2 separate regions of the Homo sapiens genome follow, and region 2 is linked to region 1. Evidence: chromatin loops called from intact Hi-C (ENCODE). Cell type or tissue: endothelial cell of umbilical vein. All regions are shown on one strand. Each heading gives the region's core, and the rest is flanking DNA. Links, peaks and the distances in the headings are about the cores only. Region 1 overlaps EPB41L4A (erythrocyte membrane protein band 4.1 like 4A). Region 2 has its middle 67 kb from the start of EPB41L4A-DT.

The links. A loop is a pair of places that touch in the nucleus more often than their neighbours do. Peaks named below come from ENCODE experiments on the same cell type or tissue, not always from the same donor. Only the 100,000 strongest peaks of a DNase experiment are listed, where the experiment ranks them.
Region 2: a loop joins it to region 1, with 6 times the contacts of the local background. A loop is called at or near these places in 10 of 110 quality-filtered maps.

The regions. Positions count from the first base shown.
Region 1 is chr5:112,169,020-112,185,835 of GRCh38, forward strand. EPB41L4A (erythrocyte membrane protein band 4.1 like 4A) reads right to left here. Exons shown (of 23, transcript NM_022140.5): 18 at 14,997-15,116; 19 at 1,926-1,973; 20 at 1,282-1,350; 21 at 1-86. Among named protein-coding and RNA genes, the nearest start is that of SNORA13, 16 kb to the left of the region's middle. In endothelial cell of umbilical vein, for the core only: a CTCF peak has its summit at 6,168 (motif pointing right); a DNase peak (open chromatin) is centred at 6,192.
Region 2 is chr5:112,478,274-112,495,089 of GRCh38, forward strand. No RefSeq gene overlaps it. Among named protein-coding and RNA genes, the nearest start is that of EPB41L4A-DT, 67 kb to the left of the region's middle. In endothelial cell of umbilical vein, for the core only: no CTCF peak of the experiment used is centred there; a DNase peak (open chromatin) is centred at 7,878; H3K27ac peaks cover 920 bases.

The DNA of each region.
Region 1 (16,816 bases), core at 2,814-10,813:
CCCCATCTGAACACTGGGACCTGCGATACTGGCGGTAACTTCGTGGCGAATGAGAATGCCTGATGCGGATTGGGTCACCTTGTGTCCTGAACAAGCAACCAAGAAACATGAAAACAAACACCCAAAGTCAGAAAAGGAAAAGTAGGAGTTCTTAATATTGAAACCGCAAAAGAATAACAACTTTCAGAGTTTTAAAAAGAACTTGACTCCTAGGGTTTGAAAGCCTGAGTGACTTAAATTTCACAAGAAAAATGCTCCCTTGACAATATGTGAAAATGAAGCTCTTTAAAGTATTTGTGTGTATACATATATATATGTATGTATGTATATTTTTTAACAACCAAATTTTAAATGAAATTATTCCTTACCGTGGAATTCTTCTTAGTAGCGTGGAAGTAAACAAAATCTATAATGCAGACAAAATGGCATTCCTAATGGAAAAAGTTGGTCCGCTGTCCTAGCTACCAACATTAAGAATTCAGTCTTTACTTGAAAATTGCTAAGAAAGTAGATCTTAAGTGTTCTCTCCATAAAAAAAAAGTATGTGAGGTGATAGATACATTAGCTTGACTTCAGCATTTCACAATGTATACATATATCAAAACATCAGATTGTATAAACATACACAATTTTTATTTGTCAATTATACCTTAATAATTAAAAACAAATAAATAATTCAAATCTTTGACCTAAAGATGGGGACGGAGGGTGGCTGGGGTGTACCAACCTGCTATTTAACTGTGGTGGGAAAGCAGCATAGCTACAGAAGGGAAACAAAGCAGGCACTCACTTTCTCTTAACCAAGTACTGGTAAGGCAGAAAACACAGTCAACAGGTACGGTTCCTCTTACACTGGTGACTAAGGACTCCTGCTGTGCTTTCACGAAGCCTGCTCAATGTGCTGCTTCTATGCCAGGGATGGGACTGGGCTCATATGAGAGTTTTATGGTCAACATAATTCTCTTGGTGTAAAATAATGGATAAAAAACTTTATCAGTGAGAATCTCAGAAAAGAATTTATTTTAAAACTGACATTAATCAGGAAAAGCCCCCTTGTACCTACCAAGTACAAAGAGGTGGCTAATAAGAGATGATAGTGATTATAGTGTAGAATAAGTAGCTTTAATGCACACTTTTCTTCCTCTTTCGCTACTGTCACCTAGTTTTGTTTAAAATGTAAAGACAAATTAAAGCACTGTCTGGAACACAATTGAAGAATTAGAATGGATTACTCACAAGCACTAATAAAGCTTTGGTGAGAAGATTCTGAAAGGCACTCACTCTATTTTAGTGTATGGAATCTCTTTTAATTGTTCTTCGGACAATCCGGATGGATCCACAAGTTCTTTTCTGTAAAGGAATATGCAAGAAAATGATAGTTGTGGTGCTGGTATAAATGCTAGTATCTTTCACAATCGGCAGGTGAGTTTTCCCTTTCTAATCTTGTCCCAAAACAGTGTTAGTAAAACTAATGAAAATTTATAAAAACTAAACGTGTTCAAGGAAAAATAGGAGGGGTAAAACCTTTTCTGTAGCTCTTTTGCCTTCTTTCAATTCTTCTACATTCAGACTCCAGTCATTCCCCATTTCCCTATAAAAGATCTGCTTCTCTCCCCTGTGGTAGGTGTCTTTTTTCTTCTGGATTTGTTTTCCTTGGTATTTATTTGTAAACTATTGGCCTGTCTGAGGTCCATTTAGAGGCGAGACTAAATGACCCAAGGTGAGGAGGTGTCAGGGTTGCCTGTAGATAGGTGTTGATATGGTTAAGGCACCACCACCATGTGCTCCATGTGCCTGCCACACACAGTGGCAATGGCTTTGGCAGGCATCACGCTGAAGTTGCCTCTCAGTATCAGGAGTCTTCCTTGCAATTGCATTAAAACTACATGGGTTTTAAAACAATAAGAAAGAAAACTATTACTCACTGAATGTGCTTCCATAACTCTTCTTTTGCTTGGATATCGGGGCTTCTCCTATAAATAGAGAAAACAACATTCATCTCTGCAAACATGCTTCATCTCACAACCTAATAACTAACTTTAATAGTTTTCAGACTGTGAAGTTCTTATTTGCCAGCTGAGAACAGACAAGGAAAGACTGGACAGGGAGAGCCATTGTGATGGTTAGTATAAAGACACCAGCAGCTAAATTGCTGCTACTGCCGCTGAAGGAAAATCATAAAACCCAGTCATAACCAGAGCTTCATTTAATGAAAGACCTCAGAACTGCAGGGTCATATGCCTCCCCATCCAGTGGTAACTGTACAACGAAGAATGATTCAGGGCGTCTGTTTCTGATCTTTCCAGATATTTGTAAGTAATGGTAAAAGAAGAACTCATCCTGATTCTAAAAAGTTCCAACATGATCTGTGATTACCTAGGAGAAGCAACCACCAAAAGGAAAAAGCAACTGGTGGGATGGCCCTGATGGCAGACTGTACCAATGACCCATCTTTCATGTTACATCTGGTGTTGCATTTCTGCAACAAAACTTGGGCCAGCAAATGCTAGGACTATCAGTGGCCTTGGCTCATGCTGCCACCCTCTTTACGCCCTTCTCCATTCCTAACTATTGACTCTGCAAATCTTTTCTCCAAGAAGTATGTGAGCAGATATTATACCACTATCTTTAACTTCCTAGAATGAAAAATTCAGTCAGCATTCAAGTGTTTGTACTCTCTGTAGTATCAACTATTTCTCCCATTGTAGCAATGAATGCAGTGAAATCTATTATCACTGCAATTGTTGACACAGAATGATTTTTCTTCATAGTGAGAAAATAAGCTTTCATCAGTCCCTTTAAGAGAACAGAGATCTAGTAATAGGCCAAAAGAAAGAACAAATAATTAAAAGCCACTGATCCTATGGAATTGTATGTGATTAATCTGTATTAGCATTTGGGGGGCTCAATAATGCTTTTAGTGTATGATATCATTAATGCTTTCATTCTTCTCGATTCATAAGGGCACCACTACGGTATTCTGGTAGGGCTTCCTGAACCTACAGAATACACTAAGCTACTTTCCAGCCACTGAGTTGACCAAATGGTTTTTCCTTTGTGCAGGGGGAAAAAAGTGATCTGTCTATAAAGACCTTTTAATCAACTCAGGATGAGACAAAACATGAAAAGGAAAAAGGGATGAAATCTTGGTCTCAGACCAAATATGGTACTGTTAAATGTAGATGTTCTTTGTTTTAAGAATAAGATTAGGCTGGGCATAGTGGCTCAAGCCTGTAATCCCAGCACTTTGGGAGGCCAAGGTGGGTGGATCACTTGAGGTCAGGAGTTCAAAACCAGCCTGGCCAACATGGCAAAACCCCATCTCTACTAAAAATACAAAAAATTAGCTGGGCATGGTGGCATGTGCCTGTAATTCCAACTGCTTAGGAGGTTGAGGCATGAGAATCACTTGAACCTGGGAGGTGGAGGTTGCAGTAAGCCGAGATCACACCACTGCACTCCAGTCTGGGCAACAGAATGAGACCCTGTGCCAAAAAAAAAAAAAAAAAATTGTATGTTTCTTACAAATCATAGAAACTGCTTCCTTGGTGTCCTGTATGTATTCTGCCTTTCCTACATTTGGTTGGTCTGATTTGCTAGATAATATGTTAACCCCATTAAATGATACTGTCAGAGAAAGTGCTAATATTAAAAAGCACTAAGGTGTTATTCCATTCTGACAGAATGATGGTTCAGCTGTGACTATACCCCAGGATCTATTTCTTACAGTCAACCAAGAGTCTGAAGTATTACATAATATCCAGGTTAGGAAGCTATTCTACTGATCATTATTCTTATTTCAGGAAGGTATGATAGTGGGCATATCAGCTTCTTCTAGTTACAGCAGGGTTTCCCACCCTTGGCCCTACTGACATTTTCTATACTAATTCTGTGCTGCAGGAGGCTGTCCTGTGCATTGTAGCATGATCAGTAGCACCTGTGGCCTCTACCCAACTAGACGCCAGTAGCACCTCCCCAGTGTGACAGCCAAAAATGTCTGTAGACAATGTCCCCTTGGAAGCAAAACTGCCCCCAGTTGGAAAACCACTGATTAAGGGTATGACCTAGGAATTAAGTGGCTATGGTTGGGTGGTGGAAGCCAAGTTTTTGTAAAGATCCATTATGTGAGTACTAGAATAGTGCTGGAGAGAGTGACAGTACAGCAGAACCTAAATCTTAAAAGAATGGGAAAATGACCGAGGGTGCAGTTGATGACAACTACCGGAAGTGGTGAGTGGTATCATGTGAGGGCATGCAATTCAAAGCTGAATGCTTTCAGGGTGGACACGGGGAGAATGAGGAAAGTTATGAGTGGCCAGGAGGACATACACCCCATGATATCAGGCCTAGTGGTGAGAGATAGTGACTATGAACAATACATTAAAAAAATGATAACATGATAACAGTGGATATGTCTGAGTGCTGGTATTGCAGGTAATTTTATTTTCTTGTTTATGCTTTTCTATATTTTCTGATCTTTTTAAGCCAGGAGAATTTCTTACCTTAGTTATCAGGAAAAAAAATAAGAGTGTTTTCATGTTTTTTTTTTTAAATATACTATTATTGTAATTCCAAAGGAAATGCTTTTCATTCCCATCTCAGAAGAATTAGAGAAATGTTATCTTTGTTTTTTTTTTTTTTTGAGAGAGAGTCTCGCTCTGTCACCCAGGCTGGAGTGCAGTGGCCCCATCTCGGCTCACTGCAAGCTCCGCCTCCTGGATTCAAGCGATTCTCCTGCCTCAGCCTCCCGAGTAGCTGGGATTGCAGGCATGTGCCACCCTGCCCAGCTAATTTTTGTATTTTTAGTAGAGACGGGGTTTCACCATGTTGGCCAGGATGGTCTCCATCTCTTGACCTCATAATCTGCCCACCTCAGCCTCCCAAAATGCTGGGATTGCAGGCGTGAGCCACTGTGCCTAGCCTGAGAAATGTTATCTTAATCTGAACGAGATCATCAGACCTTCTAGCCATTAACATTGGTCCTAAAAGATTGAAGAGTTTAGTCTTTATTTTTACATTCTATAGCACCATAAAAGTCCTATTTTTAACTAAACTAAGTTCTGACGTGGCCAATAGTTTCAAACAGTTTTAAGGCGAGGAAAAGTTCCAAAGCTTAAAAAATGCTAATTTCCTCTGATTGCTAGACCACCTGTGATTTCACAAATGTCAACACAAGCTGCATGTTAATGAGGAATGTATTATTTTTATGCTTACATCTGCACACACATTTAATCAATAATTTAGGATGAATTCATGATCTGCAGCTCAGTGTTATCTTGTGGATTTAGAAAGCTGTGGAATTCCAGCAGTCATTTTTCTTAATTTGAGGCACTTAATTATGCAGATGTTTTACTTAAACTCTCCAAATAAATTCCTAAGGAAAGGAAATAGAACCCTGAGTTGTCCATAGGTACGACATATATAGAAAATAAACATGCAGCCCAGTATTAGTCCAGTATTTTTCAAAAGCATCCCTCCTCCACATACAAATATTCCACTTTAAATTAATCAGAGAAATTAGTTTGATGACACATCATTCACAAATCACTTTCCCTTATTCCAAAACCCTGAAACAAACATATCATAAATCTACAAAGGATTTAAACTCCATCACTGCATATAATCATTTTAAATATCCCCCAAACTATTCAACTATATTATCTAAAAACATAATATGGGCAATACATTATCCAGTAATATATTTACTATATTTTGTATATTATACTAAAAAATATGGCAGTATTTTACTCTTTTTTTGTCCATCTTTATACTGATCACTCCTCTGAAAGGAAATTTAGAGTGGAAAATATGTACATTTATAAAACATCTTTATTTAAGGAATTCAAAGCACCTAACAAATATCCCAGTCATTCTTTGTCACATTCCTGACGGGTCAAAATAAATCTAATTAGGAGATGTCTTACTCTTCTCCCTCCCCCTCCAAATCAAAGAAGCCTTAGGAAGCCACTGAGATGAACAACCTAGCTGCTGAAGATCGCTCAGGAGGCACTTCCGGGTTGGGGGTGGGGGTTCATGTTATATCTTCACCTAACACACCAGACTTATATGTTTTGTGTGTAACTGAGAACATCGCCCTGACGGCCTCATCTTCCACAGTATCAGTACTTTTCAATAAAAATAGTAAGATATTATCACCACCAGAGGGAGCCCGAACCTTCTCTTGCACCCAGGTTTGACCCTACCAAAACCATTGTTTACGCTTTAATACCTCTTCCAAATATCCCACTGAGTAAAGGTTCACCCATGTAGAAAAGCAGGTTCAACAAAGCTTTTTTCCTAGTGATAAACATCAACTGTAGCTGAAAAATGTACTAAATAGAACTGTACTTCCCAATGTTTTAACAGAGATCTAATCATATTTCAGCTTAACGCTTTTTAGTAGAAAACAGTTTTGTATTTTATACTACTCTACTCTTATGTCTCTGGTATTTAATAATGAATTGATTTTCTAGCTATTTGTTGCGGATAAAATACAAAAATGAATAATGGTGTATCATAACCTTCTGACCCTTAATGGATACCTAATTTACATATACTGCAGTAGGAATTTAAGAATATGGGAGTAATGGAGAGATCAGTGGTTTACTGTACATCTGAAATGCCAAATATACATAAATATTTTTATATAGTACATATATTTTAAAATATTTTCTATATTATGTATATATTATATCTGAAGATATGTGTGTGTGTGTGTATATGTATATATATATGAAGGATAATTTTGATTGCTTTCCTTGAATACTGCCCTAGCCATGTTTCCACTTTTTCTAAGGGATGCGGTCTCACTATGTTGCCCAGGCTGGTCTTGAACTCCTGGCCTCAAGCAATCATCCCTCCTCAGCCTCCCAAGTAGCTGGGACTACACATACAAGCCACCATACCCAGCTTATATTTCCACTTTTAAAGAAAGCTGTAGTGGTTCCTAAATCCTCACACAACCAAATTCAAGTCTCTAAGGACTTTTTGTGAGTTGCCTTATCTACTCTCTTCATTTCTCACCACCTCCTCATCTCAAGGAAAAACACAAATACCTTGCAGTGTTTCTAGAGAATAACTAAGACCTGGGGGAACTTACTAATAAAGGCTGTGACACAGGCACAACCTCACTTAATGCTCAGCAAAATCCTAAGAGCGTGGTACCATCAGTGTTGTAGAGATGGAAGCTCATGGGGATCAGGTAATAAGCTGAAGATCCAGAATGCAAACAACAGCACCCAGCAGGTATTTTATTAATTGTCAATCAATCTCAGGCTTTTAACAGTCATAACTCAAATAAAGGACAGAGCTCAGTTTGTGCTATATGAAGTAATCCATCATCCTTAAGAGTTACAACATTTGTATTCAGTTGTCCACCTGACATTTCCATTAACTGCCTACTTGGCATCTCAAACCTAACAAAGAGAAATCTTGATTCTCTCCCCCCCAAAACATTCCTGGCCCATCCCTTCCCATCTCAGTAAAACACGATGCTACCCACTCAGTGCATCTGCTCAGAAACTCAATGTCATCCATAATACCGCTCACACTACAAATCTGTCAGCTGTACTTCCAAAATGTATATTCATCTACTCTCTTCATTTCACCACCACCATCTTTTCTGAGCTAAAAGCGTCTCACGTGGACCACTGCAAAGTTTTCTAATTGCTTTCCTGCTTCCTTTCTTCCTCTTTCTCAATCTGCTTTTTACCCACCAGAGCAACTTTTTTTTTTTTTTTTTTTTTTTTTTTTGAGATGGAGTTTCACTCCTGTTGCCCAGGCTGAAGTGCAATGGCGCCATCTCGGCTTACTGCAACCTCCGCCTCCCAGCTTCAAGCAATTCTCCTGACCCAGCCTCCCAAGTAGCTGGGATTACAGGCACCCACCACCACACCCAGCTAATTTTTGTATTTTTAGTAGAGACGAGGTTTCACCACGTTGGCCAGGCTTGTCTTGAACTCCTGAACTCAGGTGATCGGCCTGCCTTGGCCTCCCAAAGTGCTGGGATTACAGGCATGAGCCACCGTCCCCGGCCAGCAACTTCTAAATGAACTACTATCCACACAAATATATATATATAATTTTTTTTTCTACTTTAACTGCACTTTGGCCGTATCAGCTGAGAAATCTGACACAGGTCCTACTGGACTAAAATCAAGGTGTTGGCATGGCTGCATTCCTTTCTGCAGACTCAAGGGAAAATTCATTTTCTTGTGTTTTCCATCTTCTGGAGCTGCCCACATTTATTCGTTCAAGGCCTTTTCCTCTATTTTCAAAGCCAGCAACAGCAGGTTGAGTCCGTTTCAAACTGAAACACTCTTCCTCTTCTGTCACCTCTTCCACTTTTAAGAAACTTATGATTACTTTGGGCCTACTTGGATAATCCAGGATAATATCTCTGGGTGAGGGTCAACTGATTAACAACAGCCTTAATTCCACCTGCAATCTTAACTCCTCTCTGCCATCTAGGGTCATATATTCACACATTATGGAGATTAAGCCATGGACATATATCAGGGGTCATTATTCTTCCCACCACAGTAACTAAGGTTTTTCCTCCTCTTAATTTCTTTATATAAAAACTCACTGTTTAAGCAAAGATACATTAACATTTTAATACGAGGCTTCTAACAGGCAAAAATAAAATATATGACAATAGCACAAAGCACAAGTGGAGCTATATTTTTCCAATGTTTCTAAATTTTAAATGTTACAATATTCATCTTAGGGTGTGATAAGGAACCATACTGATAAGAATCATACTTACAGAGAGAAAGCAATAAATAAAAAAATAATAAAAGTATAGGTAAGATATCAGTAGAGAAAATAAAATGGAGTATCAAAAAATATTCAGTTCACACAAAATAAAGTAGGAAGGGAGCAACAAACCAACAAAAAACAGGCGTAATAAACCAGAAAAAAGAACAAGATGGTAGATTTATATCGCAAAATACAAATAATTATGTTAACTGCTAGCAGGCTAAACACTGAACTTAAAAGACAGGGATTGTCAGGCTAGAATTAAAAAAAAAAAACAAAAAGACCAACTGTACACTGTTTACAAGAGGTGGACTTTAAATATAAAGACATAACTAGGCTTAAAGTAACAGATTAAAAGGATATACCATGCAAACAGTAAACATGAAGAAGGTATGGTAGAATTTATGCGTGTGCATGTGTAGTGGACACAGAGAAAGTATTGCCAGAATAAAGGGTCATCAGTTCATCAGGAAGGAAAAAACCATACATATGCATACACCTAACACCAGAGCTTCAAAATAACTTGAAGTAAAAACTGACAGAATTAAAGGAAAAAACAGACAAATTGACAATCACTGTTGTAGATTTTAACATCCCTCTCTCAATGACTACTTGAAAAGTAGATGAAGAAATAAAAAAAAAGACACAATCTGAACACTATCAGCTAACTGCATCTATTCGACAACCAGTAACTGAGACTCCTCATTCTTCTTGAGTCTACAGATTATTCATCATTAAAAACCATATGCTAGGCCTTAAAACAAGTCTCAATAAATTTCAAGGGATTAAAACTGTTCAGACTTTTTTTTTTAACCACAATGGAATTAAATTAGAATAATAATAATATTTGTAGAAAATCCTGAAATATTTGGAAATTAAACACACAACTAAAAATGCCAGCATCAAAAAAAGACAAGATACATTAAAAATTATTTTGAACTGTATGATAACAAAAACAATGTCAAAAACATGTGAGATATAGTTAAAGCATGGCTGAAAGGGAAATTTATAAATTTATGCTTATATTGGAAAAGTAGAAAGGTTTAAAATAAATGTTATCCTAAGAAGATGAAAAAAGAAGAGCAGGTAAAAGACAAAATAAAAAGAATAAAAAGTACAGTCAATGAAACAGACAACAGATAGCAAAGAAAAAGCAACAAAATCTAAAATTGGTTCTCTGAAAAAAATAAATTAAAAAAAAATGAAGAGAAAACACAAATCACCAACATCAGGAATTAAAGTGGTGATATCACAACAGATTTCACAGATGTTAAAAGCACAGGGAGAATTATAAGCAAATTTTTGCTGAAAGATTTGACAACTTAGATAAAAATGAAATTATTTTAAAAGTATAAATTATCAAAACTTACACATAAGTATAAAATATGAATATCTCAATATCTGTCAAAGAAACTGAATTTGTAATTTAAAACCTTCCACAAAGAACATTCCAGGCAGAGATTGTTTCACTGGTGAATTCTATATTTAAGGAAGAAAAAAATGCTTTTATATTAACTCATTCAGAAAACAGAGGAAGAAGGAATATTTCTCAAATTATTTTAAATGACCAATATAATATTTTTACCAAAAACCTGACATTACAGGAAAATTACAGATCAATTTTTCACAAAAACAAAGAAAAAAATCTTAACAAGGTAATGCCAAATAGAATCCAGCTACATACAAAAAGGAAAATACATCATGACCACAAGGGGCTTATGCTAGGAATGCAAGGATGTGTCATTCAAAATTGAATCCATTTAATTCCTCCACGAACACAATAAACCCATATAACAACTATCTCAACAGATGCAGAAAAAGTTTATAACAAAACTCAAGACCCATTCATGATCAAAACTCTTCACTAACTCTTAGCAAACTGGAAATAGAAGGGATCTTCCTAAATTGTGCAGCTAGCATCATATATAATGTGACATATTGAATGCTCTCCCTTTATGAAAAAGAGCAGCCAAGGATGTCTGCTTTCTTACCACTTGTATTCAACATTGTAACTCAACACTGTACTACATGATCTAGCCAGTGTAAGGGAAGGAACAGAAATAAAAGACAGAAAGACTAGAAATCAAGGAAAACTGTTCACAAATATGATTGTAACCGCAGAAAATCGTAAGAAACTGCCCCCAACCAAAAGCTTCTAGAGCTAGTAAGTGAATTTAACAAGGCTTATGGGGTGGCAGGATGTAGCATCAGTATTTTTAAAAATCCTTTGTTCTTCTATATACTAAAAAACAACTGAAAAATAAATTTTCTGAAATATAACAAAATAAATTACTCCGTACTGAGAACTATAAAACATTGCTGCAAGAAGATAAAAACAAATGGATGAATAAGATATTTATTTTCTCAAAATTGATCTATACATTCAACATATTCCTAGTCAAAAGTCTTTGGGGGAAGGCAGTAAAAACTGACAAGTTGATTCAAAAATTTACACAGAAATGCAAAGGTCCTAATAAAATAGCTAAAACAATCTTGCATAAAGGGGGAGAGGGAAAGCCAAAGTTGGAGAATTTACACTGCTTTATTCAAGTCTTACTATAAAGCTACAGTAACCGAGACAACATGATGGCTTAGGGATAGACAAATAGATCAATGAAACAAAATTGGCCCACATGTGAGCAGTCAATTCACTTTCAACAAAGGCCACAAGGCATTTCAATGAAAAGTCTTTTCAAAAATGGTGGTGGAACTGGATAGACTACAGGAAAAACACCTCTCAATCTCTACTCATCCATATACAACAACTAATTCTAAATGGAACACAAACCTAAGTATAAAAGCAAAATCGATAAAGCTGCTAGAAAAAGATATAAGACTATCTTTGTGACCATGAGGTAAGCAAATACCCCTTAAGATTAAAAAAAAAAAAAAAGCCTTAACTAGAAATGAAAAAAACTGATACACTGGTCTTCATCAAAATTAAAAAGTCTGCTCATCAAAAAGCAATGTTAAGAACATGAAAATGCAAACCACAGCCTGGGAGAAAGTATTCATTCATAACGTGCATATCTGAAATTGAACTTTTATCCAGAATACATAAATAACCTACAAATGAATAAGAAAAAGGACAAACAATCCAATTAAACTGGACAAAAAATTTGAACACTTTAAAAATGAAGATATATGAATAACCAGTAAGCACACAAAAATGTGGTTATCATCATTAGCCATGAAAGAAATGCTCACTAAAACTACAATGGAATCTCTACTTCATGCCTAGTAGAATGGCGAAAATTAACGCAGCAACAAACTCAAATACTAACAAGAACTGGGGCAGAACAAGACCCTCTCGTATCTTGTTAGTGGAGTATAAAATGACCCAACCTTTCTGGAAATCATTTTGGTAATTCCTTATAAAATTAAACATGTGGCCGGGCGTGGTGGCTCATGCCTGTAACCCCAGCACTTTGGGAGGCCGAGGCGGGCGGATCACGAGGTCAGGAGATCGAGACCATCCTGGCTAACACGGTGAAACCCCGTCTCTACTAAATATATAAAAAATTAGCCGGGCGTGGTGGCGGGCGCCTCTTGTCCCAGCTACTCGGGAGGCTGAGACAGGAGAATGGCGTGGAACCCGGGAGGCGGAGCTTGCAGTGAGCCGAGACTGGCCACTGCACTCCAGCCTGGGCGACAGAGCGAGACTCTGTCTCAAAAAAAAAAAATAAATAAACACACAAATTCCCTCTAATCCAGCAATTCTACTCCTAGGTATTTGCCCAAGCGAAAGAAAACAAATTCCACACACATACTTGTAGAGAATGTCTATAACGCAATGGCAAAAACTGGAAACAATTCAGCTGTCCATCAAGAAGAGAATGAATAAAAATATTGCAGTATATACAAAAATTTAAATGACCACTGATACCATGGATGAAGCTCAAAAACATGTTGAGTGAAAGTAGTAGTATTTTAAAGGAGTATATATTGTGTTATTACATTTATATGAAGTTCGACAAGAGAGAAAAACTCATCATAGATATCAGAACAGTGGACCAGGCGCAGTGGTGCACACCTGTAATCTCAGCACTTTGGGAGGCTGAGCCCGGTGGATCACTGGAGGTCAGGAGTTTGAGACCAGCCTGGCCAACATGGTGAAACCCCATCTCTACTGAAAATAGAAAAATTAGTTGGGTGTTATGGCAGGTGCCTGTAATCCCAGCTACTCAGGAGGCTGAGGCAGGAGAATGGCTTGAACCCGGGAGGCAGAGGTTGCAGTGAGCCAGGATTGGGCCACTGTACTCCAGCCTGGGTGACAGAGAAAAAAAAAAAAGAAAAAGAAATCAGAACAGTGGTTGGTTGTGGGGGTGGGCACTGACTAGAAGGAGCATGAAGGAACTTTCCGGTTAATGGAAATATTCTATATCCTGACTGGCAGGATGGATAGGTTATGGATACATTTGTCAAAATTCATTAAACTGTACATATAAGATGAGAGGATCTGGCTGTATGTAAATTTCACCTCAAATTGCCTCAATTTTAAAGGCTGTTAAATGAACCTCCGACCACTTGACTAAAAAATTATTAAATTCCCAGGCCCACTACAAATAATTACTCCATAATATAACTGAATTATAGTAATAACAATTTTAAATTATTCTATTTCCCAATTTTTATTTACAAATGAATGGTTCCATTTATTTACTATTGCCTCCAGGAATGTTTTTTGACTTCTTCAAAACTTATATATAGGACTTTTTCTAATTTTATTTTACTTTCCCCTTTTTAAATAAATTAAATGTACTACTGGCATTTAATTGAACTCAGAATGCTTTAGAAATAGTTAGAAAAACTGAATGCTGTTTTAAGATTTAATATCAAGTTGCCAAACCTTGTGTATAACAAGTCCTTCATAGAAAACTATTCCACATGGAAAGGTAAAAATATGGTGGCAAAAGATTTACCCGTGACTACGCTGTATCTAATCTTGGGTTCTGCACCTTTTGGGTAAAGTCCTTCAGTGAGGTCTGATTCTTTCTTATCTAAACTTCCTTTTTTTTTTAATGGAGTTGGGGGAAGGTGCTATCTCACAACAAAGGAAATCTTCATTAACTTCAGCTTTAAATTGACTACCAGTTTAATTAGGTTGCTAAAAAAAAATTACAGAGTAATTAATACATCTGTAAGGGTGTACATGGTGTAGTGACTATTTGCAGGTTTTCTATTACAAAAGAAAGTCATCACTCATAATGATGCATTACTGATAAAATACACACATATACACGGGGTTAATTTCTAATTGAAAGGTAAACATCTAAGACTGAGAAGTGTCCCTTAGTGTCCCACAGTAAAAAGAGTCCTGGTGTGAACCCCCCGGTACACTCCAGAGTTCTTTCCTAATCTCTTTTAACCTGATGTGGCACTCACAGCTGTCCTCTTGTCACCCTCCTGCCTGGCTCCCTCAGAGCTCCCTACCTACCTACCCAGTCTCTACCTCCACTACCCAACATCCTTTCATTTCCTTATCATACACGACTGGACTTAATCCCTCCTCCTGTGAGTAATCAACATCAGACATCTAACTACCCACGATCACAAAAGGATCTGTACTTAGTCTTGGCTCACTTTAAAAAGGTGAGCCATGGTTTGGCAAGTGGAGTGGGAGTGAGGCGTCTAAATCTTGATAATGCACAGATTTAAAACACACACGCACAGAAACTTTACCAGCTCAAAGACAATTAATTTGGGGGACTGGCAATCACACCATTACGGTGTAATTGTGCTCACACATGGCGTTGCCTAGCAACAGGAGGAGCACGCAAATTCCAACACTGAGGTGTAATGAATCACTCACTGACTACTGTTCACAAATTGTATTTTGATGGGAAGATATTCACATCTGGTTCAGTCTGGAACAAGACTTCAGAGAATTGTGCAGACTCAAACTGAGAAGCAGCAGGTATTTCACCAACAGCCTGGCTCTACAACAAAGAAGACTATTCCTATTTATTCAGGTGAATGTATACTTTGGTTAAAAACAACACAAAACAAAAATATGGCTTTGAGGGCCTTGTTTTCATGACATTTTGTTTTGACTGTGCTTCAACTTCTATGGCTTCAAACATGGTTAATAAATGTCACAAATATTAGAAGGTAAATATGACAAATAAACAATGAAATAATCCTAGTTGAACTAAAACACTTTAGAAGACCTGAATATCCACATGCTACTTCAAATTCAGTGTTTTTGAATCAAGGTATAAAAAGAGTCCACATACGAACGAGATCTGTGTCTGGATCGCCTGTTGTTGGGGTCGGCTTGGTTTTTTTCCTTTTGTCTCCTTAATACAGCTTCCCACTGAGGCGCTGAATCAACCATATCATTCTCCTGCCGTATTCTGAAAGGAAAGCCATGCATCTGAAGTTAACATCTACATGGATGGCGCGTTTTAGGTTCATCCTAAACTTGCTTTTAAATGTTATTTAAGCAGCAGAAATTTTATTATGATCATTTATAGCTAAAGATGCATATTAACTGAATTAATATATCCATATGTAGGTAAGCATATATAAACCCTCAGAAGTAAATAATACTCATGATATATGTAAACACATTATTTGCAGACTTCTGATTTTAATTTTCTAGGAAAAAGACATGTATCAAAAACTTATTTTAAACATTTCTAAGTTTCGACTAAAGAAACTCTGGTGTCTGCTATAGAGCCAATCTTAACCAATGCTACAAAATCATTATTTTAAATGTGCTAGTCAAAATAGTAATAAATAGTTTTACTTTGAAATACTCTTAAAAAGTCAAGCTAATTGTCAAAGTTTTCATTAAAAATAGGTGCCAAATATAATTCCCATTTTTTGAGAGAGAAATCTAGAAGTACAAAAAGTTAAATATGGTGGCATAATGCATTAGCTGAATAAGACACACCATTCCCATCATGGCTGCTCACATGTTTAAGACGGAATGACAGTTGGATGCTGGATGTGGGCAGGGAAGGAATGAAAATGAGGAAAAGAGAAAGGTGGGAAAGACTTGGAAGCACAGGCACTTGACATGTAAGATCACAAGACAGTGTTACCAAATCCTCTCATTTTTTTAAAAAAAGATAATCCCCAAATCTGGATTCTTAAAGTGAACTCTTCTAATTTTTAAGTCTTGCAACCAATTCTAAAGCATGATATAGACTTAACAAAACCCATGGACCACACTCAACCTGCAGAAATTTTGGACTTCCGAGGTATCAAGTCTTTCAAATAATGAGGTGCACTATTGGCAGGAGAGAAGAAGTACTTAATTTATGTGAAATACTGTCTTGAATGCACCACAATGATGCTGTGAAGCCTTTTTTTTTTTTTTTGGCAAAACGGAACCCCTGTTATTTGAATATTTAACTTCTAATTTATGTAAGCTCTTCAGAAAACTGCTCCAGAGTGTTCATCTCCCAGGGTATACAGAGCGGCATGGAATTGCCAGGCACTCACCCCAGTACTGCAACTGCATGAGCATAACTGCTTCGAGACAAAAGTAAAAAGAACAGGCAGGCTTGGAGGCATTTCCTTCTCTGAACAGATGTCTTTTGGTTCCTCTGTTATTGCACTTAGTATAGACTGTGGGCTGGATATCTGGATTTGCTTACAGGTGCAAATCAGTGGATGGGTGACAAATATTCATTTCACATATAACTTAGACATAATGTAAAGCAAATTCAAGTTGAAAAGAACAGCACTTTGTGAGGAAGAAACTGTTTAAATCTCTCTAGATTAAAGAAGAATTGTGCTAAGTAAAAAACTATCTGTAACATACTCCAAGCCTTTGAAGTGTATGTATTTCCTCACTAAAGTTTTCATTTTTAATAGGCTATTATTTGAAGATTAACAGGATACTGTCAAGGTATTTTTCACAGATTTAAGAGCATAATTCTTTCTCTCATTGCATGTACAGAGTAAATTTAAATTGAACATATACTGCTATGGACCTTAATATTAGAAATATCTGAAGAAAACTATGAGAAGGTATACTACTTGAGGTCATAATTATTAATCATTCTTTGAAACAAACACTCCCATTTGAAAATGGCATGTTGGT
Region 2 (16,816 bases), core at 3,295-11,294, 310 kb after region 1:
CTGGACTCTGTGGGATGCAGACGAGAAGCACCTTCATTTTTCTTCACTTTGATCATTAGGTATCTTCTGTCAGATCTCACTGCTCTGCCTCTGGCTGACAGCTTAGGCATCTCTCCTAGATTTCCAGTCCCTTTCAGATGTTAAAAGGTTTTCTTTTCAGGCAAAGTATTAAGAAGTCCAGTGTGATAACAATGAAAACTTTGATCTCTCTGGAGTCTCTCCCCCGCCCTCCACAGACCAGGAGTGGGGAAGGGGGTGGTCTCCTCCGTATCTTCACAACGCCTCCATGTGGCTCCTCCACTTTTCTTCTCTCACTCACTGTGCACCCTTTTGGCTCCTCCAGGGTTAGAGGAGGTTGGCAGGGAGAGGACAGGTAAGGGGGTAAATAGGTTTGACTCAATGGGTGCTGTTGTAACCTGGTGTTACTGACCCCTGCATGGCAGATGTGCCAAAGCTGGCTTTCTCTTTTGGGGGTTCTTTGAGGACTCTGCCCTCAGACACGTGCATCACTCTATGTGCTTGATATGCTCCCCCAGTAGCTGCTTACTCCCACTGCCCCAGTCATGTTTCTGGTGGGATATTCCACAGGCTCTTTGAGCAAAGGTGGCCACGCTGGCCTCACCTCGAGGGAGGTACAGCCACCATCACCTCCACTGCAATCCCTCACTTCGCTCTGCTTCAGGAGCAAGTCCAGAGGACCTCACACCTTAGAAGTTTCTAGGCAGAAGTCAGGCCCCAGATCCTCCAAACTCTGGAAGTCATGTGTCAAACTCTTCTGTGAACTCTCTCAAGAGACTCCACTCCCGTGCCAATGCCTCCTAAGGGTTTATGGACCCCCCTCACTCAGGTTGAGGTGGGAGAGGGCAGCATTCTTCTCTCTCCCACTGGAAGGATAGGGGCCACACCACAGAGCTCAGCATCTACCAGACTTTTAAGAAATCCTCATTCTCAATTCTTCGCTAAGCATAGAAGAAGTAACAGAGGCAGTGTGGAGTCACCTCTTAGCAAGTACTATAGAGATGATCTATCACCTCTTTTCAGAATATGGGGGTACATGCCATCTACTGCTCTCAACTTTGCAGCCTCAATTGAAATAAAGAAAAATCATGTTTTCCTTTTATGGATGATACCTCTTACTCATTAATAAATAAATTTTCTCTACCACCTCTGCTCAAAGCCAACGGATTATTCTAAAAATTAAATGGTAAGTCAGTTTCAAGTACTTTGGCTTTTCTGCTCAATCACTCCAAGACCCTTGAGGCTTTCTTAAATAGAATATAGGAATGCTTACATCAGTTTATTTTCTGCAATGACTCATAACTGGGCTTCAGACAGGACCAGGCTTGTCTGCTGAACTGGTAAGGCAGGCCTGCCAGGAGGGTTTGCTTTGTTTTGCTGACTGAAAAAGAAGAGAGGCAGGGTGCCCAAGATGCAGAGGCCAGGAGAAGCTGTGAGGGAACATGGCAGAGTCTCAGTGATGTTCCCCTTGGCCAGCCCCATAAATTTGGGTTTGAGTCCTATGGAGAAAGTGGCTACTGGCACACATGAAAGGAACTGTTTTCATAAGGGATTCTGAGACACTGTGAGACATGAGGATGCAGGCAGGGTGAGGAGGAGGGGTCTTCTGTCCAGTTAGGCATAGGGCACAGCATAGCTTCAGAACACTAAGAACTCAGAAGAGGGCAGCACGCTAGTGTGTGCAGCTTTGGGGTGGTGTCAAGAGTCAGCATCTGTGGCCAGAACATCAGTCGAATCTCAGTGGTCTCCCATGACAGTGGCAGTGGATATTAATTAGCTAGATCCTAGAAAACTCCTCAAAGACAGTTAATCTAAGTATCTTCTATGTATTCAACCAGCTCCAAGTGTAGGTTGTCTGGGTAATATTCAGTCCCCCTCCAAATGTTGCTCTTCCCATTTAACCAAGTCATACAACTTCATATAAAATACTGGCAAGAGAACAGGATAGCTTCAGTATCAACTCCCATTTGAGAAAAGAGAGAACACAATAGTTCCTGGACTGTGACATATGTTTTTTCCTCCTGGACAGGAACAGCAGGGACTCCATGCCTTGGCAGTCCTTGGTCTACCTGTCAGCTGCACCAGCTTCTGCTCTTAGGGGAAAAATCTCCTTTGCTCATGGATTTCCTTCATCACTGATTCTGCTTTCTGAAGCTCTCCCTCAAGACCTCCCAGAATCACAGTGGAGATTGGGACTGGTCTTCCAGTGGCTGTATCTCTTTTGAGACTATTTTCAATTGGTATGAATTCTGGGGGCTAAAGGAGGTTGAGCAATTGAAACTGTTGGGACATATGCTTAAAAGCTCTGTGACCATATAACTCCTTAACAAACTTGGTAGGCTTCAATTCCATAGGCTATTAACTCATGCTTTAGAACCATTTGAGTCATCAACCTTGAGCATGGAATCTGGCCTTCAAAATTCTTTATTCTCTCAACAGGCCTGGGTGCCTGTGCTGGTTTTTGGACACTCCCTTGGTCTCTGCCTCAGGACAATTTGAAACAATAGACTTAGCTGGGCACAATGGCTCACACCTGTGCTTTGGGAGGCTGAGGTGGGAGGATTGCTTGAAGTCAGGAATTCAAGACCAGCCTGGCCAACATGGTGAAACCCTGTCTCTACAAAAAATACAAAAATTAGCTGGGCGTAGTGGCACACACCTGTAATCGCAGCTACTCGGGAGGCTGAGGTACAAGAATGAGAATCGCTTGAGCCTGGTGGCTGAGGTTGCAGGTGAGCTGAGATTGTGCCACTGCACTCCAGCCTGGGCGGCAGTGCAAGACTCTCTGTCTCAGAAAAAATAAAATAAAATAGACTGAGGTAGGGCAGCAACCATTAATCTGCTCCTTCCCTGCAGCCACATCCAAACTGGCATTCACAATGAGACTCATTGTCCCTGTTGCACAGGACGAGAGGTACTTGGGGAGGGCTCAAGGGGTCATGTGTCTCCTGGATGCCATAGTGTCTCCAACTATGGCTCTTGCTTGCATCAACATTAGGTTAGGGAGATAATTTGTTTTGTTTTCTTTTTTCCAGATATTACAAAATGTGGATCTTCAGCTAAGTTTACACTATAGCTAGAAGAGGCTCTTTTAGCAAAGTGGTGTTTTCTTCTCTCTCTATCAAAGAGCCATTTATTGGGATATTATTATTAATTGAATGTCTAATTAGTACTTATTATAGCTCTTTGATAGTTACTGCTTATATGCTATGTGTAAATGCACATTATGTTCAGGGCCCCTAAATAATTTGCAGAGTTTAGTACAAAATAATAATGCAAGATTCCTTGTTCAGAAAAAAAATGCTGTTAGTTATATTTACTAAAATATAAAACTCCTTTCTTTCCCAGTCTCTCTCTCAACTTGTCCTGTGTTTATAATTTTCTAATTAATGTCATTCTAAGTAAAAAGAAGTAAAATTTTAAATTAATACTATGAATTTTAGCATTTGCTTTTATATTGTACAATGCCAGTTTTAAATGTAAATAAATAAGCATTTAACTTCTATGTGGACTCACTGAAATTACACAATTTGCCTTTTGTAGCTTATACATTAATATGTATTTTGCTCTTACCAAACAGTGGAAATCTTGTGCAAAATTAATTCAACTGTTTTTATCTTGCTTCTTGATACATGGGTATTCTACCAACACTCTCTACCTGTGCTTTATGGCTGAGGGAAGAATGACTGAAAGAAAAATGAACTATAGGTTGCCATATCTTTGCCTTTCCTTCTATGTTATAATTTTCAACATAAATGGTTGGCTAATATAGGAAAATAACATGAATTTTTAAAGATGTGGGTCAAGCGCAGTGGCTCACGCATGTAATCCCAGCACTTTGGGAGGCTGAGGCGGGTGGATCATGAAGTCAGGAGTTCGAGACCAGCCTGGCTAATATGGTGAAACCCCATCTCTACTGAAAATATACAAATTAGCCAGGCATGGCAGCACACGTGTGTAGTCCCAGCTACTCAGGAGGCTGAGGCAGGAGAATTGCTTGAACCCGGGAAGTGGAGGTTCCAGTGAGCCGAGGTCACGCCATTGCACTCCAGCCTGGGCAACAGAGTGAGACTCTGTCTCAGAAAAAAAAAAAAAAAAAGATGTCATGGGATTCCTTGGTTGTTAATATTTCTCAGAATGTCATTGCCTTCTTTCTGCATTGCAAGTTTCTTTCTCAGAATGTCATTGCCTTCTTTCTGCATTGCTTCTGCAAAGCAAGTTTTGGTTCAAATAGAAAGCATGGCCTCCAGGGGAGGTCAATACCGTCATATTGCAGTGTAGACATAACATATTTGTAGTTGTAGACATAAAATATTTGCTTTGTTCTTACTTTGTCTTTCTGAAATCCCATGTACAGTTAAGTCCACCAGAATTCTGTGCTCATGCGCATCTCAGACAACACAGTATATGCAAAAAAGGCGGCAAGAAATAGAGGGCACACATATTGCATGTGTCTCCTCTGCTCGTGTGCATGCTCTATTTTTCCATCAGAGTTTACATACACACATTTAAAGATAAAATTTTTAAGAAATCCAGATGGCAACAGCAGAGCATTAAACCAAGCATGGAACCCTCCTAAGCACTGGGCCCTCTGTGACTCCACGGGCTGCATACCCATGAAGCTGGACTTGCCTGTGTCATTATGCAGTAGGCACTATTCTAAATGCTTTATATTTTCATGAATTTAATCCTTTCAATACGGCGAACAATTCATATTTGGACTATATAATGTTCTCTGACTAACAGCGGTGTGGTCAGGATTTATCTGAGTGTGCCTTTGCCTGAAACTGTAATATCAAAATGTCACTTCTTACGGTATTTCTGCTTAGTATGTTTTGAGGTGAAAAAGTCATAAGGACAACAAAAGGAGACATTGCTGAAGAAATGGTATAACTTTTAAAGATTTGCTACAGCAGAGAGTTGTCAACCAAATGGTCATTATATGAGGTAAGTCTGTATTAATTATGATTACATGGCTGAAAAACATGCTAAGTAAGATTCTGGAAACCAGGTTTCATCTATTTTTGCTCTACTATCTTTAGTATACAGAATTCATCGCCATGATGACTGCTCAGAAGATGACTGCTCCAATGTAGGCACTGCATTTACAGTCTAAGGAGAAAGAAGGAAAGTAACCCATCCTTGAAGACTTCTTTCAACATTTCAGCATCCACAACTGTGTTCTCTTTAGCTGCAAGGGAGTCTGGGGAGGTGTGTCTTTTAGCTTTTCAGTCTCTCTAGTAGAGAAAGGCAAGGGAAAGGGTTTGTGAGAGGCTCTTGGATAGGCTGTCTCCAGTGTCCACCTCAGTCTGCCCCTTTGCTCCACAACATTCATGCCTTTCCTTATTTCCATATATTCATTTCATATGGAATATGTTTATCCCTTCCCCTAAGAAACACAACCCTCAACTCTCATTTAGTTACTACATCCAGATCCAAGTCCAGAATCTCTCTGTGGTATCCAGTTCTTTCCAACAGTTCTGATTATGGTTCCATGGGACCTTATAAACTTAGGCTTAAAACTAAAGATATCCAGTCTAAACACACCCAGTATACAATGGTTGGGGAAGAAACAAGATAACTACAGTCAAAACTCCCATTTGGAAAGGTGTGGTTAGGAAACAAACATCCCTTATTACATCCTGCTGGACAGGAAGAATGAGGCTCTTGCCTAAGACCCTGGCTCTGCCCTCCAGAGAAATCTTCGTCATTTATTTTCCTTTGCCTCCTGGTTATCCATTTTGAAGGAGACATTCCCTGTGAACTGCCATAACTACGTCTGAAATTAAAATTTGGAAGGATTTTCTTCCAGCATGCTTCTCAGCTTTTGCAGACATTTTTTCAGTCTTAGAAGTCAGTTAGTGACAAGGTGTCAAACAGTCTTGAGTTTGTTTTTGTTTCATCGTGTTTTTTTGTTGTTGTTGCTTTGTGGTTGTTTTGCAGTACAATCTCCCTATAAAATAACTAGGTTTCTCTATTGGTTTTCTTTCATTTGCCCCTTCAGAACTACTCTCTACCAATCTCAACCCTGCTGTGTTCTGGGAAGCTGACCTGGATGCCTGGCCTCAATGTTTCCACTGCTCTCTGACTTTCTGTTGGGTTTGGCCAATAAAGGGAACCTGAAGGTCATCCCAGGGAGAGAGGAGCGGGAGATCAGGGTGTGTTTTTCACCAGATTTCTTTCTGCTGGGTTGCCATGGTCCTACCAAAGACAGCAGCTCCTATCAAGCACCCTTCTCTGAATTCTGATAACTGCTCCCTCCCATGCCCTTCAGGTCCAAGAATGGAAATGACTCCCTGCTAGTACTCACCCCGGGTTGCTGCACTCACTGTGGTTCCCCTACATCCTCTTCACATCTTTGTCAAGTGTTCCTTTTCAAAACTCTCCTCAAACCACCCAAATTCAGTGCGCTACCTATTTCCTGCCAGGATTCTAATGCTACAACATCCAGTTTATTTGTTTATGTAGGTATATGTATTCTGGAAAATTACATGATGTCATGAAAAGTTGCATGAGCTATTTCAGAGACTTGAAATTTATTCTTATTCAACAGATGGGGAATCAAACCGATCATGCATTATAATACAGCCAAATATATATTATTGTTGCTATATAGCCAAAAGTCATATAAGTGTTTGAAAGTAATAGACTAATGATGCAATAAGATGAATATGCCATTCAAATTCATGGATGGTTTTAAAAATTAGTGACAGATAGGTATATTATTATTTCTTCCATTTTACGATAAGTGAAGTCAGAGAAGTAACTTGGCCATGGTCATATGATAAATAGCCAAGCTGGGATTTGACCCCAAGGAGTTTGGCTCCAAAGCCTGGGCTCTTAACTCCACCCACTGTTTCTCTGGGCAGTACCTGGAAATAGCTGGACTTCAGGCAGGTTGGTCAGGTATGGCACAAATATTGGAAACCTCAGATCTGAAATTTTAAAACCAACATGGTGCCATGTAATTTCTTACAGTTAAATAAAGAGACAGTTTGGGACCTGAGAAACGGAGATCTTTTGAAAACCATGGGATTCTATGACTTTTAGAAACTAACCACCATGTTCAGGTTGAGTTAGTTTCCCCTTTCTCTATGTTTCCATGACTTTGTGAACACACCCTATTTTAGCTTGTATTACAGTGTTGTAATTGGTTTTATATATCTGTTGTCTTCTGGTTTGTGAGCTCTTCAAGGAAAAAAAATATGTCTTATCCATCTTCACTAATGTTCTATATTATGTGTCATTTAATGAAGGGCCAATTAATATCTGGTCTATAAATATTCATCTAATCGTATCTTAATTTAGCATCCATAAAGCTAGTTACAATGTAGGTGAACTTCTATGGGTTTATTGTCATTGGCCACTACATATTTTAGGAGGCAATTAGTATTTTTATTCTTATCAGTATTGAGACAAATATTAAGATTTAATATAGACATATATTAAATACTAATAGCTAGGCAACAAGAGATTAAAAATAAAACAACGACAAGAATAAACAAAAACCTGGTTTCCCTAAATTAGGCTTAAAAAACATGAATCAAAAAAAGGGATTTTATTAATTATATCCTAAAAATGTTCTGGTTTATATCCAGCTCAGTTAGCCCCTTTAAGGATCTGCTCCCAGACCAGGGAAGCACACAGAGTCCATGATCACCTTCTTTGGAAGCTGCACAGACAGTACAGTAAGAGATAACACCATGCTTCCTACTCTGTTGCTCTCTGCTTCAAGTTAGAAAGTTGAGTTTACATAAACTTTCTTACTGCTTTATTTTATGTGTCAAGTTCCTTCTCTGCTTCTCCAAGCAAGAAAAATATTATTGAGATATTTACCCTATCTCATTTCCTCTTCCTTCAACATTCCAGCGGGGTGGGGAGAGTGTTGGAAGGCGGTTTGTCTGAGCATGACTATTGTGACTGCTCTGTGTTGCTGAATCTTATCCTTGGGAAAAACAGCATGGACTTTGGGCAGATTCTACCTGGTTTGACAAATAAGCTCAAGCCATGTGCTTATTTACATCTATCTCTCCTAGGAACAGAGAATTCATTCAACAATATTCACTCAGCAAATGCTTTCTGAATGTTTACTTTGTGCCAAACACCATTCTAAGGACAAGACTAGAGAGACAGTTTCTAGTCTGGAGTAGTTTAAAACCTATTAAGGAGATAAGATGATCTCACATGGAATAAACTGTGAAAAATATAGAAGATAATTATGATATATGATATGATATATAATACAAGCCATGGTATAATAAGTTATCTAACTTATCATAAGTTTTGGGCAGGGGGGTTTGAGACAGGGTGTCACTCTGTTGCCCAGGCTAGAGTGCAGTGGTACAATCCTAGCTCACTGCATCCCTGAACTCCTAGGCTCAAGCAATCCTCCCACCTTATCCTCTCAGACTACAGAAACACATCACAATGCCTGGCTAATTTTTAAAATTTTTTTTTAGCGACAAGGTCTCACCATGTTGCTCAGGCTGGTCTCAAACTCCTGGCCTGAAGCAATCCTTCTAACTTAGCCTTCCAAATAATTTTTTTAAAAATTAACCTTTTTATTTTGAAATAGTTATGTGTTGCTTAATGATGGGGTTACATTCCAAGAAATGCATCGTTATGTGATTTTGTTATTGCGTGAGCATCGTAGACTGTACTTACACAAACCCAGATGGTACAGTCTTCTATACACCTAGACTGTATGGTATTGGCTATTGCTGCTAGGTTACAAACCATGTTACTGTACTGAATACTGTAGGCAATGGTAAGTATTTGTGTATCTAAACATACAAAAGGTAGAGTAAAAATATGGTATTATAATCTTATGGGACCACTGTTGTATACACAATCTGTTGTTGACTGAAATATCATTATGTGGTACAAGACTGTAACTGTAGATTCATGTGGAGTTGTAAGAAGTACCTTTTAACCAGTTTCATCCCAAGGGTAACATCTTACCAAACTATAGCACAATATTGCAGCCAGGATATTGACATTAATACAGTCAAAATACAGAATATTTCCATTGTTTCTGTGAGTATGAGGATGCCTCAAGTTGTGCTTTTATAGACGCACCCATTTTCCTCTTGATACCACCCCCTCCTTAACTCCTGGCAAACACTAATCTATCCTCCATTTCTATAAATATATTATTCTAGTTGAATCGTAAGTATTTAACATCTTGGGATTGGCTTTTTTCACTCATCACAATTATCTGGGGATTCCTTCAGGTTACTATTGGTATCAGTAGTTCATTCTTTTCATTGTTGAGTAGTATTCTATAGTATGGATATACCACAGTTTGTTTAACCATTCACCTATTGAAGGATCTCTGTGTTGTTTCCAGTTTGGGACATTACAAATGAAGTTGTTATAAATGTTCATAAACATGTGTATTTTGTGAACTTACTTTTCATTTTTCTGTGATAAAGACCCAGGAGTTCAATTACTTGGTGATATAGTAGCTGTAGGTTTAGTTTCTTAAGAAACTCCCAAACTGTTTTCCAGAGAAGCTGTACCATTTTACATTCCCACCAACAACATATGAGTGATCCGGCATTTGGTCTTGTCACTGTTTTTAACATTGGCCGTTCTAATATGTGTATAGTAATATCTCATGATTTTAATAGACTTTTTTAAGATAAGTTTTAGGTTCACAGCAAAATTGAGTGAAAGGTGCAGAGATTTCCCGTACATCCTCTACTCCCACACATGCACAGCCTCCCCCATTACCAACATCCCTCTGGCTCCAAAGCCTGGGCTCTTAACTACATTGAGCCCATGCAGTTGAACCTACATTGACACGTCATTGTCACTTAAATTACACAGTTTACATTAGGATTCACTCTTGGTGTGGTACAATCTGTGGGTTTGGACAAATTCATATGATATGCATTCACCATTATAGTATCATACAGAGGAGTTTCACTGCCCTAAAAATCCTCTGTGTAGGGGATGTCGATAATGGGGAAGCTATGCATGTGTGGAGGCAGGAAGTATATGGGATATCTCTCTAGCTTTTCCTCAACTTTGCTGTGAACCTAATACTGCTCTAAAATAAAGTCTTGGCCGGGCATGGTGGCTCAAGCCTGTAATTCCAGCTCTTTGGGAGGCCGAGGTGGGTGGATCACTTGAGCTCAGGAGTTCGAGACCAGCCTGGCCAACATGATGAAACCTTGTCTCTACTAAAAATACAAAAAATTAGCTGGGCATGGTGGTGCACGTCTGTAATCCCAGCTACTCTGGTGGCTAAGGCATGAGAATCGCTTGAACCTGGGAGGTGGAGTTTGCAGTGAGCCAAGATCAAGCCACTGCACTCTATCCTGGATGACAGAGCAAAACTCTGTCTGAAAAATAAAATAAAGTCTTTAAAATAAAAAGCATCCAGGTCCCAACTATTCACCCCTTCCCTCTAGTTCCTTGCAACCATTCAATGTGGTTTTAATATGTGATTCTCTAATGGCTAATGATGTTGATACTCGTTTTGTTTATTTACCATCTGTACATCTTTGGTGAAAATCCTCTTCATGTATTTGCCAATGTTCTAAATGGACTGTTCACTTTTTTACTTCTGAGTTTTGAGAGTTCTTTCCATGTTCTCAATACTAGTGCTTTGTTTGGATATGTGGCTTGAAAATATTAATATTTCCTCTCTGTGTCTATCTTGTCCTTTATTTTTTTACCAGATCTTTCACAGAAAAAAATTTTAATTTTGATGATGTCTATTTATCAACTTTTAATCAATCATACTTTTGGTGTCAAGTCTAAGAACTCTTTGCCAAAATATAAAAAGACTAAAAGTTTATATATTTTTTCTAAAAGTTTTATAGTTTCACACTTAAGTCCATGATCCATTTCAAGTTACTTTTTGTATAGGGTGTAAGATTTATGTTGAGGTTCTTTTTTTTTGGCAAATGGATATCAACTTGCTCCAGCACCATTTCTTGGCAATATTTGCTTAATTTTTTTTTGTAAAAGATGCAAATGTTGGGCATATTTTTGTGGGTTTGTTTCTAAGTTCTCTATTCTGCCTCGTTGATCTATGTGTTTATCCCTTCTCCATTGTCACACAGTCTTGGTTACTGTAGTTATATATAAGAAGTTTTTTTATTGAGTAGATTTATTATTCTTACTGTATTCTTTTTCAAAAACAATTTCTAGCTACTGTAGTTACTTTTCTGTCTAAATAATTTTGGAATAATTTTGTGTATATCTACAGAAAGTCTTGCTGGGATTTTGACAGGAATTGTTACACCTCTATATCAATAGGGGAGAACTGACAATTTTATTATATTGAGTCTTCAAATTCATGAACATGGTATGTCTGCACATATTTTGTTAGAGTTACACCTAAGTATGTATATCATTTGGAGTGACAACTGTAAATGGTGGTTTATTTTTAATTTTGATTTCCGAGTATTCACTGCAGCGAGAGTGGCCTCATTATTGTTGCACAATGGTGCAAGGCCTGACTCTCTCCTAAGCCTCCTCTGAGACCACTCTGGGAAAAGGAAGTGGGCTGGAAAACAGGCTTTCTACTTGGCCATCTCTAACATCACCACAGTTGGACTGTTGGGTGCCTCATTACAGCCTCACAAGTGTGGAGGTCTAGTGAGAGTATAATGTAATGTATCCAATGTCACATATATAGTAAATAGTGAATTCTGGAATAAACTCAGGTCTCTGTGATGCCATAGACCATTTTTTTAATCACTAGACCTTACTATGTGATAAGAGAGAGAGCTCAGATTATGACCTACTAAAATCTAAGCAACTAATCAATGCCTTGGAAGATGAATAAAATGATAAAATTTATGTTAAAGGAAGATTGACCTGTTAGTGGAAGGAAGAATATACTAAATATGGGAAAATAAAATCAGTGCCTGGCTACAGTAGGCTTGATTGTTCTGTTCTTTTTTTTTTTTTAAGATGGAGTTTTGCTCTTGTTGCTTAGGCTGGAGTGCAGTGGTGCGATCTCAGCTCACTGCAACCTCTGCCTCCTGGGTTCAAGTGATTCTCCTGCCTCAGTCTCCCAAGTAGCTGGGACTACAGGCACCCGCCACCACATCCAGCTGATTTTTTATATTTTTAGTAGAGATGGGGTTTCACCACATTGGCCAGGCTGGTCTCAAACTCCTGACCTCAGATGATCCACCCCCCTCGGCCCCCACAAAGTGCTGGGATTACAGGCGTGAGCCCCTGCACCAGGCTGATTGTTCATTTTTATGTTCAGTTCATTCATTCAACCAATGTTTATTGCATGCTATGTTAGTCAGGGTTCTACTAGAGAAACAGAACCAGTCGGATATATATGTATACATACATACATACAACCCACTGGCCATGTTGATATTGAATCTTGGTTCCTGGGTATCTGAGCTTGATGGGGTTTGCCTTCCCAAGAAGATCATGAGTAGAAGGCCAGAGTGTGAGTCTAAGACAAAGCTGTGGTCAGGTCCTTGTCAAGGACCACATGAGGGAAACTGCCCTGTGTTGAATAGTGTCTCCTGTAACTTCATGTCCACCAAGAACCTCTAATTGTGATCTTTAGTTGGAAATAAGGTCTTTGCAGATGTAATAAAGATAATGTCATACTGGATTAGACTGGGCCCTAAATCTAATGATTAGTATCCTTATAAGAAGAGGGAAATTTGCACATACATAGAGACACAGAGGGAGGAAGGCCATGTGAAGACAGCAGATATTCCAAGGATGCGTTTAACAGCCAATGAATGCCAAAGACTGCTGGAAACCACATGAGGATAGAAGTAGCAAGGAAGAATTCTTCCCAAGAGCCTTTAAAGGGAGTGTGGCCCTACTGACACCCGGGTTTTGGACTTCTGGCCTCCAGAACTGTGAGATAATAAATTTCTATTGTTTTAAGCTACCCAGTTGGTGGTAATTTGTTACAGCAGCCCTAGGAAACTAACACAGAAACCAAGTCAGTGAGCATTGTAAAGATGGGAGAAGATCAAAAATGGAGACAAAACTAAGAAGTGGGAATGAGGTGGAAATGCCCAGAGCAGGTTAAGGTAGAATTGAGGAATATTCTTGGTGGAGAAATAAAATGACAGTGTCTGTGCCTTGTATTATTGGCCTGGCATGTGGCGTGACAGAATGGTTTAAGGCCACAGGGCTGGAGTCATCACGGGCATAAGCGTTTTTGAAGACCTATGTTTTGTGGCCACTAGGGGAGCAATCGGGAAAAATGTAAGTAAGGACAGAAAGATGACAATTCTTAGGACTGATTTAAAATGCAAAAAGGAAGAGGAGTCATCAAAGGAGACAGAGAAAGAATGGTGAGAGAGATGGGTAAATCGTATAGTAATAATTACCAACAGGAAAGAAGGATGAGGGCTCCCCTTAACTAGACCACAGCATCCTGAGTTTAAGGTCTTTATATTTTCAGTGCCCATGAGAGTGCTTGGTCCACAATAAATACTTAATAAATGTTTTTCAAATTAATAAAGAGCCATTTTCTAATACAAGAGATACTGGTGAGAATGAAGATAGAAAAGGGGGTCTCTGACTTAAGCAAATAGGAGATCCTGAAATTCTAATAATAAACTCCTATAATGGACTGATTCTTGAACTCAGAGCATATTAGAAGTGAGAGAAACCTAAAAAAGTATGTAGTATACCTCCACTTTATATACGAGGAAACTGGGATCTAGAGATACTGCTTTTGTGACCTGGGCTGTTTGAACTGAAGGTATCTTACATTACTAAGACAGGTGACTTTGTGTGTTACAGCTGACAACAATCCCCCTTGAATTATCAGGTTTCTAATTAATTGTTTTCAAGCCTTAAAGGTCAGTATCATTCAAGCTTAGTTGTTAAAAATAAAACTAATAATTGTTGGACTACAGTGGTAAAATAGGAAAGCTCTGATTAGAAAAAGGAAGAAAAGTGATAAAGAATACATTTCATAATAATTTGGGGTCACCATCTATAACCCAAACTCCCTTTGAAGGACGGATAGGTTTGCATAGAGAGAATTTAATGTAACACTTAGAGTTTGAGGACAAGGACAGCAGGTCTGGTACTGCTCTTGAGTTTCCAATCAGAAAATGATCACTGTAACGGTACGTCAATTTAATAACCATTAGATTTACTCCAAATTAGATATTTTCATGACTCATATCTGACATCCTTGCTGAGAGTTTGGCAGCAAACGACTGTGGCAGAGCCCCCAAGTGGACGATGAAAGAGCAGCATCTGTAGCAGCAGTGAGAGGGCGCAAACCCCCAAGTCTACCAGAGGAGAGAGCTCCGGGCTGAGGAAACCCTGCCAACATGGTGGAGCTTCCAGAGCCCAATACCAGAGCCTGTTTATTACACAGCTAAGAAAGAATAAAAGCGATCCTTTGAAATGTTGGTCATCCCTCAAGGTATGTTTTTTAATCTCCTAAGACTCTGACTGATCTCTCTACTATGGTTTTTTGCTTTTTTAACATCCAAGAGGATAAGATATTCTGCCCCAATACAAACCTGAGGGATCTGACACATCAGACATCTGGCAGAGATTCTGCTTAGAAAGTAGCTCTAGATTGAAGGCTATTATCCCAACGTCACTTCAGTCAAGGTGTCCTGATTTGCTTTGAATTTAATTTCCTTTGATTGGAATTTTTGAAAAAAAGAACAAGAATAAAAAGTAATAGGCTTGTGGAAGTGGAAGGCATGCCAGGTTTCTGCATCTGGTAGCTCAAACAAGGTGAGACTTTGAGGCCTTGGGAAGGAAAAGAAGGCGGGGAAGTTGCTAAGACAACTGATTAAATGACAACCTGATGAAGCAGAAAATTCTCTAAATCCAAGGTGAAGAATTGCCTCAGGAAGCACCAAAATTTCCATCAGACACACATTGCAAAAACAAAGGTCACATCCTATCCAATTTTTAATTTTTTGTTTTTGATGTGTGAAGCATGCAAATTAGAAGAAAATGCAGGCAATTATCAAGATCACTTATACAATACCAATCCTGTGCCAATACATCATTGCTCTTGCTTTATGCTTTTGTGGATTCCTCAAGATTATAACCAGCTTAAATCCCATTTACTACTTGTGCTCAAAAATAACATTCATGTACTGAAAAGTAACTTCTTACTGAGATATGTTAGAGAGGAAAAATTAAAACTATGGTTATTTTTACTGAAAGTTACGAATAACTATCTTAATGATTCAATGGAAAAGATGGAAACAAGAAATCTGACTGATTTAACAAAATTTGCTCTCTCCTACCTAAAGTAAAAAGCAGAATGAGACACATTCAACTTAGTCGGACCCCTGACAGAAACTGAATACATTTTACTGACCCAGAGGCAGCTGCCACATTCATCACAGCCTGATTCTTTAATATAATAGAAGGTGATTTATGGTTACCAGTTAGAAATATTGCATGAAATAATGGAATAGTAAGGCTATTCAGAGGAAATTAAAATTGACCGATAGATTTACAATAGCTACCAGGCTTAACTTTTAATATATACATATAAGGAGACCACTAATGTTTGTCATTTAAATGGGAAACTAAATTATATTTAATGTGGTATATTTTCCAGTACCTTGCTTGATTTACCTTAACCCATACAATCACAGCATTTGTCATGTATTTTACAGAAAGTATTAATTCATTTTTTGTTGTTGTTGAGAAAAGATGTAAATGTACAACAGCCTAGAGCTGAAGAGGCTAATCAGTTTTACAGATCAAAAGAATACCTTGTAAAGCTAAATAGCATGTACATCCATAGTTGAATTGTATCAGATTCTACAGCACAAGAGACAGAATGTTACTGGGCTACTTGGGTACTTCATTTGAGCTTTAGGCAAATCACTTCCACTATGGTTCTTCATAAGAAAGAGAAATCAAGCTGAGACAAAGAGGAATGCATGTCTCAAGAACATGCCTCTGGCCTTTAATCCATTAAATTATCCCATAGTTTTTCTTTGCTCTTTTAAGTAGATGCTTCTAGGATGCATCAATATGATTTGTGGGTACTTGGAGCAATTCAGGAAATGACAAAAAGTGCCCTGATTACCTATAGATAATTTACTTGCTTCTGAAGTGAAAGAGCTTATACTCATCAAAATAAGATTTGTCAGATAAATTTAAATAAATAATGAGAGAACTGGGTTCATGACCTTCCCTGTCCCAAGTCATCTGTCTAAACAGCTTCTAGAAGGATCCTTCCCTTTCTCCTGCTCTGATATTCCCACTACTTGGACATCTGAGATTTTCAAAGCCAAAGATAGTCAACTGTTTATTTTATGTCTTCATTTTATTGTTTTCTGGGGGGAAGAGACAGGGTCTCATTCTGTTACTCAGACTGGAGTACAGTGGTGCAATCTCGGCTCGCTGCAACCTCCGCCTCGTGTATTCAAGCAATTCTCCTGACTCAGCCTCCCGAGTAGCTGGGACTATAGGCGTGAGCCACCACACCCAGCTAATTTTTGTACTTTTAGTAGAGATGGGGTTTCTCCATGTCGACCACGCTGGTCTTGAACTCCTAACCTCAAGTGATCCGCTCACCTTGGACTCCGAAAGTGCTGAGATTACAGGTGTGAGCCACCACGCCTAGCCTATATCCTTCATTTCTGTCCTGGATCTCCATTCATACTGCCACCAATTGTTTTTAAGAACTTTTCCAGTATTGGGGAATCTATATTTTTTTAAAATACCCTGTTGGAGTTACCTTGGCTCTCTCTGCGTGGAGAAGCCTAGTTGTGTGAATACCCCAGACACTTCACTAACCTCATGCTGGCATCTTTCAGCAAAGTAGCTTTTCAAAGCCATTTTGAAA